2 separate regions of the Homo sapiens genome follow, and region 2 is linked to region 1. Evidence: chromatin loops called from intact Hi-C (ENCODE). Cell type or tissue: breast epithelium. All regions are shown on one strand. Each heading gives the region's core, and the rest is flanking DNA. Links, peaks and the distances in the headings are about the cores only. Region 1 has its middle 21 kb from the start of RAET1L. Region 2 has its middle 9.0 kb from the start of ULBP1.

What was found. A loop is a pair of places that touch in the nucleus more often than their neighbours do. Peaks named below come from ENCODE experiments on the same cell type or tissue, not always from the same donor. Only the 100,000 strongest peaks of a DNase experiment are listed, where the experiment ranks them.
Region 2: it touches region 1 in a loop (3-fold over the local background); 20 of 110 quality-filtered maps call a loop at or near these places.

What each region holds. Positions count from the first base shown.
Region 1 is chr6:150,002,322-150,007,694 of GRCh38, forward strand. It overlaps the pseudogene RAET1K. Among named protein-coding and RNA genes, the nearest start is that of RAET1L, 21 kb to the right of the region's middle. RefSeq lists silencers at 2,255-2,344, 2,935-3,194 and an enhancer at 4,015-4,730. In breast epithelium, for the core only: no CTCF peak of the experiment used is centred there; a DNase peak (open chromatin) is centred at 2,980; H3K4me3 peaks cover 1,375 bases; H3K27me3 peaks cover 708 bases.
Region 2 is chr6:149,952,286-149,957,658 of GRCh38, forward strand. No RefSeq gene overlaps it. Among named protein-coding and RNA genes, the nearest start is that of ULBP1, 9.0 kb to the right of the region's middle. RefSeq lists enhancers at 1,260-2,232, 2,233-3,204. In breast epithelium, for the core only: no CTCF peak of the experiment used is centred there; no DNase peak of the experiment used is centred there; H3K4me3 peaks cover 439 bases; H3K27me3 peaks cover 3,663 bases.

The DNA of each region.
Region 1 (5,373 bases), core at 91-5,090:
CAGAACAATGTCCATCCTCTGTGCTCATGGGAAGCCTGGAGGACTCCTGATTACCCAGCATACAAAGAAGGCCCCAGGAGAAGGCAGCAGTCTATCAGGAAGCCCAGGGATGCCTGTTGCTGAAGGCTGGGGTTGAGGGTAGGAAATGCTGTTCCTGAAACGGGCTCCCAGTAGTAATGGGGATGGAAAATCCTGAAATAAGAGATCTCAAGTGGAGGCCGTCAACTGTCAGGAGGAAGGAGGGGGCAAAGATGGAAATAATTAGAGAAGTCACAATGCCAGGTGGGGACCTCAGTCATACAAAGGTGTGCCCATGGCTCATAGAACAAAGGGGTCAAGAATCCAAAAGAGATGGAAACTCAACCCGGATGCTGCTAGATTTAAATAACTACAACAAACAAAGACAAAACACAAGGATGGATGACCTGGAGGCTGAAAGGAGTCACCCCAGGAAATAACCGAGCTCCTTTGCCCAGCTTTGAGAACTGAGTCACATCTCAGACCCAGAGTCCATTACTAGAAGGAGAGCCCAGAGGCCCTGGTGGGCCCCTTCAACACCACAGCAACTGCAATGACTCCTTCAGCCTCCCCCAGAGAGCCAGATGGGCATTCACTCTGGTAACTGTACACCATGAAACAGCAAATACCCAGACACTTCTGGTGGACACAGTGTGTGATCCAACCTCCTTTCAGAGATCTGAAGCATTAACTTCCTGTTACTCATGAGGTGCATTTGGGGCAAAGTAACGGATGGACACCTGTGTCAGGTCCAGCTTAGGGGGATGTGCTGGGTTCATAGACCCATTCGATGGTAATTTCACATTTCCTGGATTTCTACCGGGAATGGATAGTGTTTGTAGTTAATGTAGTATCTATTATAGGTTGTGCTGGTCATATGACCTCCCCTGTCACTACTCAACTCTGCTCTTGTAGCTGGGATGCAGCCATACACACTCTGTGATGAGGCGTGACGCTGGACCTACCAATATGGCTATTTGACCCTGGACTCCCTAAGATCCCAGAGGCATGTGTGGTTGGAAAAGGTGCTATGTGGATTTCATGGCAATTGCCAACCGCAGAATCACAACAGGATCCCCTAGTGCTCAGAAGCAAGGCTGTGCCACTCACAGCAGTGAAATCCCCTCATTTAAAAGTGGCTCCTGCTGTGGTCCTGGGCCCCTGTGGAGATGGGCCTCCAGCTATGGGAGGGCAGTGACCACACAGCCTCAGAGCTGCCCATCACAGGGTGGGCTCCTCACCCTTTAGGTCATTAGGAAGATAGGCCCCACAGTGAGAAGACACAGGTGGGTCTCCTGGGATGGGCAGGAGCAGGGCCACAGGGAACCAAGAAGCTGCACAGGCAGTTGGCCCCGATCCCCAGGACACCATGTGGCTGTACCGCCTCACCCTCAGCTCACACCTGAGGCTTCAGGGAGGGTCCCTGATTGCCTTGAGGTACCGATGATGCCACCCAGCAGCAAAGGATGGGGGCAGTAGGCCTGGACCCATGGAACCTCCATTCACATCCATCACATCCACACCACCCAGAAGCCACAGGCAGGGTAGGACACACTTGTGACTCTTCAACTTACACAACTTGGAGATGACACCCTAGGGGATGGGGCAGCAATTGCCAGGACACAGCATGTGCCCTCATCTGGGGTCAGCAACCTAGGACAGGGTCCACATCTGCTCTCCCTTTTACTTGCAGGTTACCATTGCCTGCTGTTGCTCTACAAAGGGACAGGACTTGACACACAGACAGAGAACTCACGGCCAGCAAGGACCAAAGTGACTTCAGCCTTTTCTTTCTAGAAAGGGTTTGCTGACTCCTGTCTGCGTAGTGACTATTCTATATGACCCTGGCTCCCCAGTAGGAAGAACAGGCGGGTCTGGGACCCAAGGGCAGAAGTGGGCACCTCTACTCACGGGCGCTCCCAGGGTCATCCTGAGGGAAATGGGATTTCCCGTCCCCCCTGCATTAAGTTCTGTAGAAAGCCTGGGGTGTGTTTGCTGGGGTGTGCCCTCAGGCAAAAGGGGACAAGGTGCTAGTTGGTGTGGGGAGGTGCTAAGGGCCCCTTCATGGATGGGGAGGTGAGGGAGGCCTGTGGGGTGACAGGGCTGGGCTGAGATGGGGAGTGAAAGAATGAGACCTGAGTAGCAGAAGTGAATGGTGAGGAAGTGGTGAATGGTGGGAAGTGTCTGGTGAGCCCCTGGGTGCAGGTGAGTGTCTGCAGCAAATTGCAGGGGAAGTTCCAGGGCGGAGCCCTACAGGTGCTGGAGGGTGGAGAGCGGGTGAGAGCAGAGCATTTCTGTGGTTGGTGGGGGAGTTTGTGATCGCATCCCTGTGGAACCCCGCTTCACCCCTGTCCTGACCCCAGCTAGGGTTTCGGGGGCTCTGGTTTCTTCTTCCCGAGGGCGAGTAGGGCTGCGGAGCTGCATCAGGGATCCCCGCTCCACCCTGCCCTCTGCAGCCCGTTGGCCCCTCCACCCTCCTGTGGTGCCTTTTCCGCGCTCTTTAAAAACCCTCCTGGTCTGCAGTGCAAGCTGCAGCCGCAGGAAGCGGACCCAGCGTAAAGGAGCCGCAGCGGGGAACTCCGGGGGCGGGGGGGCCGATGCTCGGGGAGATCGCGCCGGTCCTTCTAGAAGCTTTCCTTCCTCTGAAACACGCTGCAGTCCACAGCCCGCCAAGTTTGGCCCCAGCCCCCGATTAGGCTCCAGCCCCCGATTAGGCTCCATCCCCGAACTCACCGGCCCGCCCTGACCCGGACCAGCCGGACAGCAGTAGCAGAAGCGGGAAGCACAGAAGAAACGCGGGGCAAGCGGCCGCTGCCATTGGGGACCTGGGGCACAGGGGACGGGAGTCGGGGTCGAGGCGGATATGGGCGGAGGAATCGCCTGGTGCCTCACATTCAGGCTAGTGAATTGGACCGCTCCGCCCCGTCCAGCCCCGTTCCGCCCCGCCGCAGGCTGGGATCCAAGGGGCGTGATCCGACGGCTGCCTTGTTTGGGCATGCTCCACCCCGCCCTGCTCCGGGGCTCGTCACGTGACAGCGGCCCCGGCGGGCGAACCCTCCCCCTCCACCTCGGCCCCGCGGCTTGGTGGCGGCGTCACCGGGCTCCGCGCGGGGCAGGACACGGTGCCTTCCATGACTGCCTCGTTTAATTTTTCAACACAGCATTTATCATTACCCCAATGTAAACACTGATGCACAGGAAGGTGAAGAAACTTAACAGGAATATACAGTGGCGGCGGTGACCCCGTCACCGCCTGCGCCAGCGACACACCCCCTCCCTCCGCCTGCGTCGCGGAGTCCCCGACCCTCTCTGTCCAGCGCGCAGCCGCCTCCCCAGTCCAAAGCGGACCTTCTTTGCCTCTCCACTAAAAGCATGAGGAGGTCTTTGAGTATATTCTATATCCCTTTATGACTTTTGGAAAAAAAAGAAAAGAAAGCCCTAGAGGCCTACTGTGATCAACCATCATGTGATCAATTGTGTTTCCATGGAGAGCAGAACCCGATAGTAGGGGTCTACGCATGGGTGGGGCTCACTTTGCTGCACTCCCATCTATGTCCAACCACACCCAAATCCATGGCTGTATCCGCACCTCGGCTCAGTCCCTGGATGGTCCCTGTAACCATCCTCAAAGGGGACACTCGAGTGCGTCCTCCTCTGAGTCACCATGGAACCATCTAGATCTATGGACAGAAGCCAGAGGGAGGTGGGGAGCCCAGTGGCCTCTGGTGGCAAGGGAGGGCTTAGCCTGGGGTGAGGAGTGGGCAGAGCTGAGCCCACTCTACCCCCGGCCACTCAGCCCGTTCTCCATTGAATGAGTCTTCATGTGGGGAGAACTTCACCTGGTGACCAGCAATCCCTAGGGTCCTGAGGCTGTGGGAAAGAGGAGGAGGCCTGGACCAAGCCCAGGGCCTGTCTCTGCTTCAGGACAGGGTCATGGGAGGGCAGCCACCTCTGTGACTGAGCAGGGACACAGGAGCCTAGAAGGTTCTCGCCTGATGCACTAAAGCCACTGTCCAGGAAGGGCCACATGGAGAGCGGTCTGCAGGCCAACAGACACACGGGGGTGAGCAGTTCTCAGACTTCGGAGGGGCATAGCTTGGTGGGTCTGGGGATCTGTGTTGTGAGAAGAGCCTCCCATGCATAGGGCTGGGGACAAGGAACCCGGGTTAGTCCTGGAAGTAGGCCACTGGGAAGACCCTGGCAGCACCACTCGTGAGGCTGGGTGACCTGGGCCAGTGACTGGGGGAACAGGAGGAAGGCAGAAGGAGGCCAGCAGGAGAGCCTCCAGCAGGATAGCCAGGTGAGAGGAGAAGGGGCCTCTGTGCACACCTGGGCCCTCCTGCCTCACCCCTGCTGCCGGCATTTGGCCACCACACTCAGGCCAGCCCAGGATGGGCATAGAAGTGGCCCAAAAGTGACTGTAATGGCTGTGATTTAGAGATCATGCATTCAGACATGGAAGTCAGCTGATATTGCAGCTGAATATTCCTGTGCAAGGTTCTTCAGCTTTCTGGGCATGGATGTCCGCATGTGGAAAATGACAAATGCTATGAACACAGATGAAATGAGCAGATTCTACAAGGAACCCTGTCCTTGCACATGCTAAGGACCCAGGGCAGGTCTCCTATTTCAGTTGTGAGCCCTGCCGCCCTCCCTGAAGTCAGCAACTGCCAGGCCCACCCTGAGGAGAGCTGGAGCTCTGAACCCAGGCCGCGGCCTCTTCATGGCCCTGAGTGTGCTGTGAGGGGGTGGAAATGAAAGCGAGACCCGCAATCAGGACTCAGGCATGTTTTTCAGACCCACAGAGGATGATTTTTTTCTCCATCACCTGGTGAGCCTGACATGATGTAAGTGTGGTTGGAGGCTGAGTGAACCAGTGAATGAATGAGACAGTTGTGGGAGTGAGTGGGGCTGGGAGGAATAGCACAGGTGCAGAGGGGAGCTGGAGCGGAGGATGTAACCTCCAGGGGCCTGAAGGTGGCAGCATTGAGGTTGGTAAAATTTTTTTGCCCATTTTTCGTGTTTTAGTTTTTTTTTTTTAATTATACTTTAAGTTCTAGGGTACATGTGCACAACATGCAGGTTTATTACATATGTATACATGTGCCATGTTGGTGTGCTGCACCCATTAACTGGTCATTTACATTAGGTATATCTCCTAATGCTATCCCTTCCCCCTCCCCCTACCCCGCAACAGGCCCTGGTGTGTGATGTTCCCCTTCCTGTGTCCAAGTGTTGTCATTGTTCAATTCCCATCTATGAGTGAGAACATGCGGTGTTTGGTTTTTTGTCCTTGGGATAGTTTGCTGAGAATGATGGTTTCCAGCTTCATCCATGTCCCTACTTTTTTTTTTT
Region 2 (5,373 bases), core at 61-5,060, 50 kb before region 1:
ATAACTTTTTGGGCCAGTAGTGGTGGCTCATGCCTGTGATCTCAGAACCTTGGGAGGCCAATGCTGGAGGATAGCTTGAAGCTAGGAGTTGGAGATCAGCCGTGGCAACATGGTGAGACCCTGTCTCTACAGAAAACTTTAAAAATTAACCAGGTGTAGTAGCATGTGACTGTAGTCCCAGCCCCTCAGGAGGCTAAGGTGGGAGGATGACTTGAGCCTGAGAGTTTGAGGTTGCAGGGAGTTGAGATGGTGCCACGGCACTCCAGACTGGATGGCAGAGTGAGAGCCTGTCTCAAAGAAAACAACAACAAAACAACAACAGAAGAAGAAATAACAAAACAAATTAAACACAAATAAGCTAAGTTGACAGACTTGTGGGACCCAAATGACCATATCATGCAATGTCCTTCTTTTGATGTAGAAAGGGGTATGCTGAGTGCCAGTATTCCCAGAATGTTCCATCTCATGAAATATGATTTCCTCTGGTAAACCCACTCCTTAGTCCAGGTCCTCTGAGAAGTAGATGCCTACATGGGATTCACATGAGGGGATTTCATTGGTGGAAACCCTGGGAGAACCGTTCAGCAGGACGCACTTCTGACCCCAAGTGCAGGAGGAGGGACAGAAGGTTGGGCAGGTGCATCCTACACTACAGTGAATGGTGCTGGGACAACTGGATGCCACATGCAGAAGAATGAGATGGGCCCCTTCCTTACAGCACACACAAAAACTAGCTCTAGATGAATGGCAGATGTCCAGCTAAGACATGAAACTATGATTGTCTCAGAAGAAAATAGAGCAGTAAATTTTTGTGACCCTGGATTTGGCAAATGCTTAACTACTGTAGGCCAGTAGCAAAAATGGCAAAATAAAAGGTAGTTTGATTTCATTTTATGCAAATGTAAAACTTTTGTGCTTCAAAAAGGACTCCATTTAGAAGGTAAAAAGAAAACTTGCAGAATGAGAGAAAATAATTGAAAATCATGTATCTGGTAAGGGACTGTTATTCTGAACATAAAAGAACTCTTGCAACTCAATATTATAAAATGAAGTAACCCAATTTAAATATATGCAAGGAATTTGAATAGACATTTCTCCAAAGTGAGACAGGTATACTACACGGTGGTCTCAAAAGAATAGGAAATTTTAGGCAGCAGTTTCAGGTGACTAGCAAAAGGAATCTGTTGAAATATCTGCAGCAGCTCTGGGCTGGTAAGTTGCTGAGAAACAGCATGTGGACCAAGGTGACTAAGAATGAGTGGATCCAACATGGCCCTGGATTTGACCTAGGTTTCACCTGGGACCTCATTACATGCTGATAAACATAATAAACACATACCAGCCAGCTCCCTAGCAGTTCTGAGAATGCCCATATTTGGTGTAAAAATTCGAGGCACCAGAGTTCTGAGAATCCCTGTCCTTCTTCCAGGAATTTTCATGAATATTCCATCCCTTGGTTGAAGAAACCAGGAAAGGTGGCAGCCCCAAACCCCCTTGCACCTGCCTCTCTCTTGAGTTCCCCTGCATTCCCTTTACACGAGTGTGTACTTTCCCTTTTACAAAAAAATCTCCGTCTTTTCTCTATTTTCCTACTGGTCCTAGAATTCATTTCCCCAGGCGGTGTCAAGAGCCCGACACCGGCTGGGGTCGAGGTCTCATCAGAGTTTGGGGACCACCGGTTGCCCACTGGCATCGGAAGAAGAATGCAAATGGCAGTGAGCCCAGGAAAAGGTGCTCAGTGTCCACAGACCTCAGGGAAATGCCAACAGCACCCACAAGGGGACGCCTCACCCCGCTGGAATGGGTGACCCCAAACACTGTGAGGCTGGAGGGGGTGGGGCCTGCGTTCCTTACAAGGCAGAGAGCAGGAGACTGAGAGTTGGTGGAGTGTAGGGCTGTGCCTGTGTCATCCTCTTCCCATTTTCCTGGCGGAGGTTTCTCTTTGTTCTCTGGCCCTCCCTGCTTCCTTCCTCTCCCTTTCTCTGGTTCTCCCTCCCGTCCTTCATTTCCAACCATCCCAAGGTTTTCTCCGCCCCACGACATGCATGCTCCGGGTCCCCAGCCCAGCGTAGAAACCAGGAGCCCTGGACCGCGAGCGGCGGGATCCAGGAGGCGACAACCTGACGCCCCTGCCGGACCCTGGACACTCAGGACCTAGTGCGTCCCGGCGCCCTCCTGTAGCGGCCCCAGGGCAAGGAGGATGGGGGTCCTCGCGGGGCCCACACTGTCGGAGCCCCACAGATTCGAGTGGGACGGTGAGGTCTACACACTGAGCCGGTGACAAAGTCCCCGCGAGGATGGAGGAGGGACCTCGTGCTCCTCACCCCAACAGGCCCCGCATTTCCTTGATCCTTCTGACACGGGAACCAAGGGTCCCTTGCCGCGACCAGCGAGTCATCCCAGGTCTTCGAAAGGCCGTTTTTTCCCGGACGCTGTGGACCCGGAGGCCCGGGGGTATCGGCCGGCAGCGGCGCACCCACTCCGGGGTCTCCACAGGGCAGGACCTGGGTCCGGAGCTCGGGCGAAGCGGACGCCCTGGCGGAGCCCGCAGAAGCCAGAATGGACGCGGAGGGGTCGAAACTGAAACCCCCAGGAGCGAACTTTCCCCCAAAGTCATCTGTGGTTGAAATCAGCAATCGCCTATAACATCCCCGGTGTGTCAACACCGTTTGGTAAATATCTAGAACCAGTGCCTCGTCACTGAGGCAGCCCCGCGCGCCCCTGCTTGGGTTCCGCGTCCCAGGACCCTCGGGGCCCACAACAGATCAGGCGAGCCCATCCGGTGACCCTCCCTGGGGCTCCGGCCCCACTCTTTCTTACTTCTTCACCTACATATTTTCACGTGTTTCAGGATCGAAACCATGAAAAGTCATGTGCGAAAGGCTCCCCCGCCCCTGCCTTCGTCCACTCTCATTGGCCACAGCCCGGAATGAGACATGATTGGATTCTTTGAATCTTTCCAGGGAGTCTTTATGCCATTTCAAACGCATATGTATAGATATTCTTCATTCAGACTTGGATATTTTTTGCTCTTGATGAAACCTGTCTCCCTGTCCTTCAGTTTCCCCTCCCGCTATAGTGGATGTTTCACCATCCTCTGCCCAAGCTGGGTCATCACAATCACAGACAAGAGTGTCGCCAGCATTGCCATCCGTGACATGAGACGCTTTAAAGGTGCATTAATTTGCACAACAATTCTGTGTCTGGAAATCTATTCTACACAATTAAGTTGAGATTCATGCAAGCACAGTTTCTGCAGCATTTAGTTTTTCTAAAAGTAACTGACTGGAGACCGTCTGGATCTTCAGACACAGACACTGGTAACATTTGTTGTGATGCAGTCATTCTATGTAATGTGCAGAGATAAAAAGGAAAAGAATCTGTATGTGCAGGTATTGGAAGATCTTGAAAGTGTGTTATTTTGAGATAGGATCTGCGTTCAGCAGAGTGCCTATGGGCTTATATTTGTTTTAAAGACCAGCACTGATACATGTACACATCTCTACTGTTAGTAAGGAAAACAGTATTTCCATAACTTATTGCCAGTCTGTTTGTCCGTTTTAGGAAAAATCAATATAGCTGAAAAGCCATGGTGGCAGATATTGGTCATCACCCGCCAAGATTCTACACTGCCTTACACATGGTCCCAGCTGAGGTTGCCAGAGGAACAGGATGTGGAATGCAGTCACGTTTCAGTGAAGAACCTGAAGTCAAACTGGACCAGGTGTCTTGTCTTGATTTCTGCCTCTTCACCCAACCCCCACCTGGTCAGGCAGTGACCCTGGAGGAGCAGGGACGATGCTTGGTGGGCAGTGAAGATGGGGAGCCAATTTTGGGAGCATGGTGAACATGGAGAGTCGGGACCCCACAGCAACTGGGGAGGAGCTGGTGTGATGCTGGGAGCACTGGGAAGACAGGGAGCCTAGGCACAGCACTCACTGCTCCTCCCATCTGGGACAGGATTGGGGTGGTGATGAGAAAAGTTTCCTGAGTAGCACAATTCCCAAGCATGGCAGAATGGCTCGCCCTGGTTGCCACTATGCCCAGCCCATCCTACACTTTATATTCTGTCAAGAGCAATTTTTAAAACACTGTATTCAGAACATAGACAAAGATAACCAACCACATGGGGAGATAAGGTAGCAATAACAGGAACCAGCTGAAATGTGCAACAGAGACAGAAAATACATGGAACCTCTAGATCAGTCCTCTGATAGAAATATAATGCAAGCCACAAGTGTGAGCCACACAGGGAATTTTAAATATTCTAGTGAACACATTGAAAAAATAAAAAGAAACAGGTGAAATATATTTTTACAACATTTTTAACTCAATATGTTTTAACTAAATTTTTTTTAACCAAAATTATTATTTCAACGTGTCATCAATGGAAAAATGAATAATGAGACATTTGACATTTTCATACTAAACCTTTGGAATTTGGTGTGCACCATATACTGACAGTACTTCTCAATTTAAACTAGTTGTATTGCAAGCTCTTAATAGCCTCATGTAGCTAGTAACTGCTGGGTTAGACTTTGCAGCTTTAGATTTTAGAATGATCTTGCCGGGCGCGGCAGCTCACCCCTGTAATCCCAGCACTTTGGGAGGCCAAGGTGGGTGGATCACCTGAGGTCGGGAGGTCGAGACCATCCTGACCAACCTGGTGAATCCCCTTCTCTACTAAAAATACGAAAATTAGCTCAGTATGGTAGTGCATGCCTATAGTCCCAGCTACTCAGGAGGCTGAGGCACAAGAATCAATTGAACCCAGGAAGTGGAGGTTGCAGTGAGCCGAGATCATGCCACTACACTTCAGCCCTGGCCAGCGAGTGAGACTCTGTCTCAAAAAATAAAATAAAATAAAATAAAAAATATCAGAGTTATCAGGCAGGGATTTACAAATAACTATGCTTACTATGTTTCAATAGCTTTAAAATAATGAAAAAAATCATTGAGCAAAAAATTTTCCTGGTTTTCTTGCTCTGTTGTTGCTATGTCACATGGGACCTGCCCGTTAGAGCTAAACAGTCAGTTTTGCTGTTTCTAGGCAGGAAAACGCTCACATCACAAGTAAATGTCGAGGCATCCCAGGAGGTTTCCCTGGTAATGTATATTTTCATTAGTCAATTCCAGTCTTAAAGGTACTATTCTCCTGACTTTTTAACGTTTTCCTAGGGTGCCATCCTGTATGTGAAATCCAAAATTGATGATTTCTTCTCAAAGGCAGTGTTACCATAATTCACACCATTTAGATATATTATAAAAAAGTGTTTAAATCTATTCAACATTGTTCATTAAGCTTCTGTCAGAATCATAAAAATATCTTGTCATGCCTGATTAATTCAACTGAGTTCAGTTTTGAAACAGCAC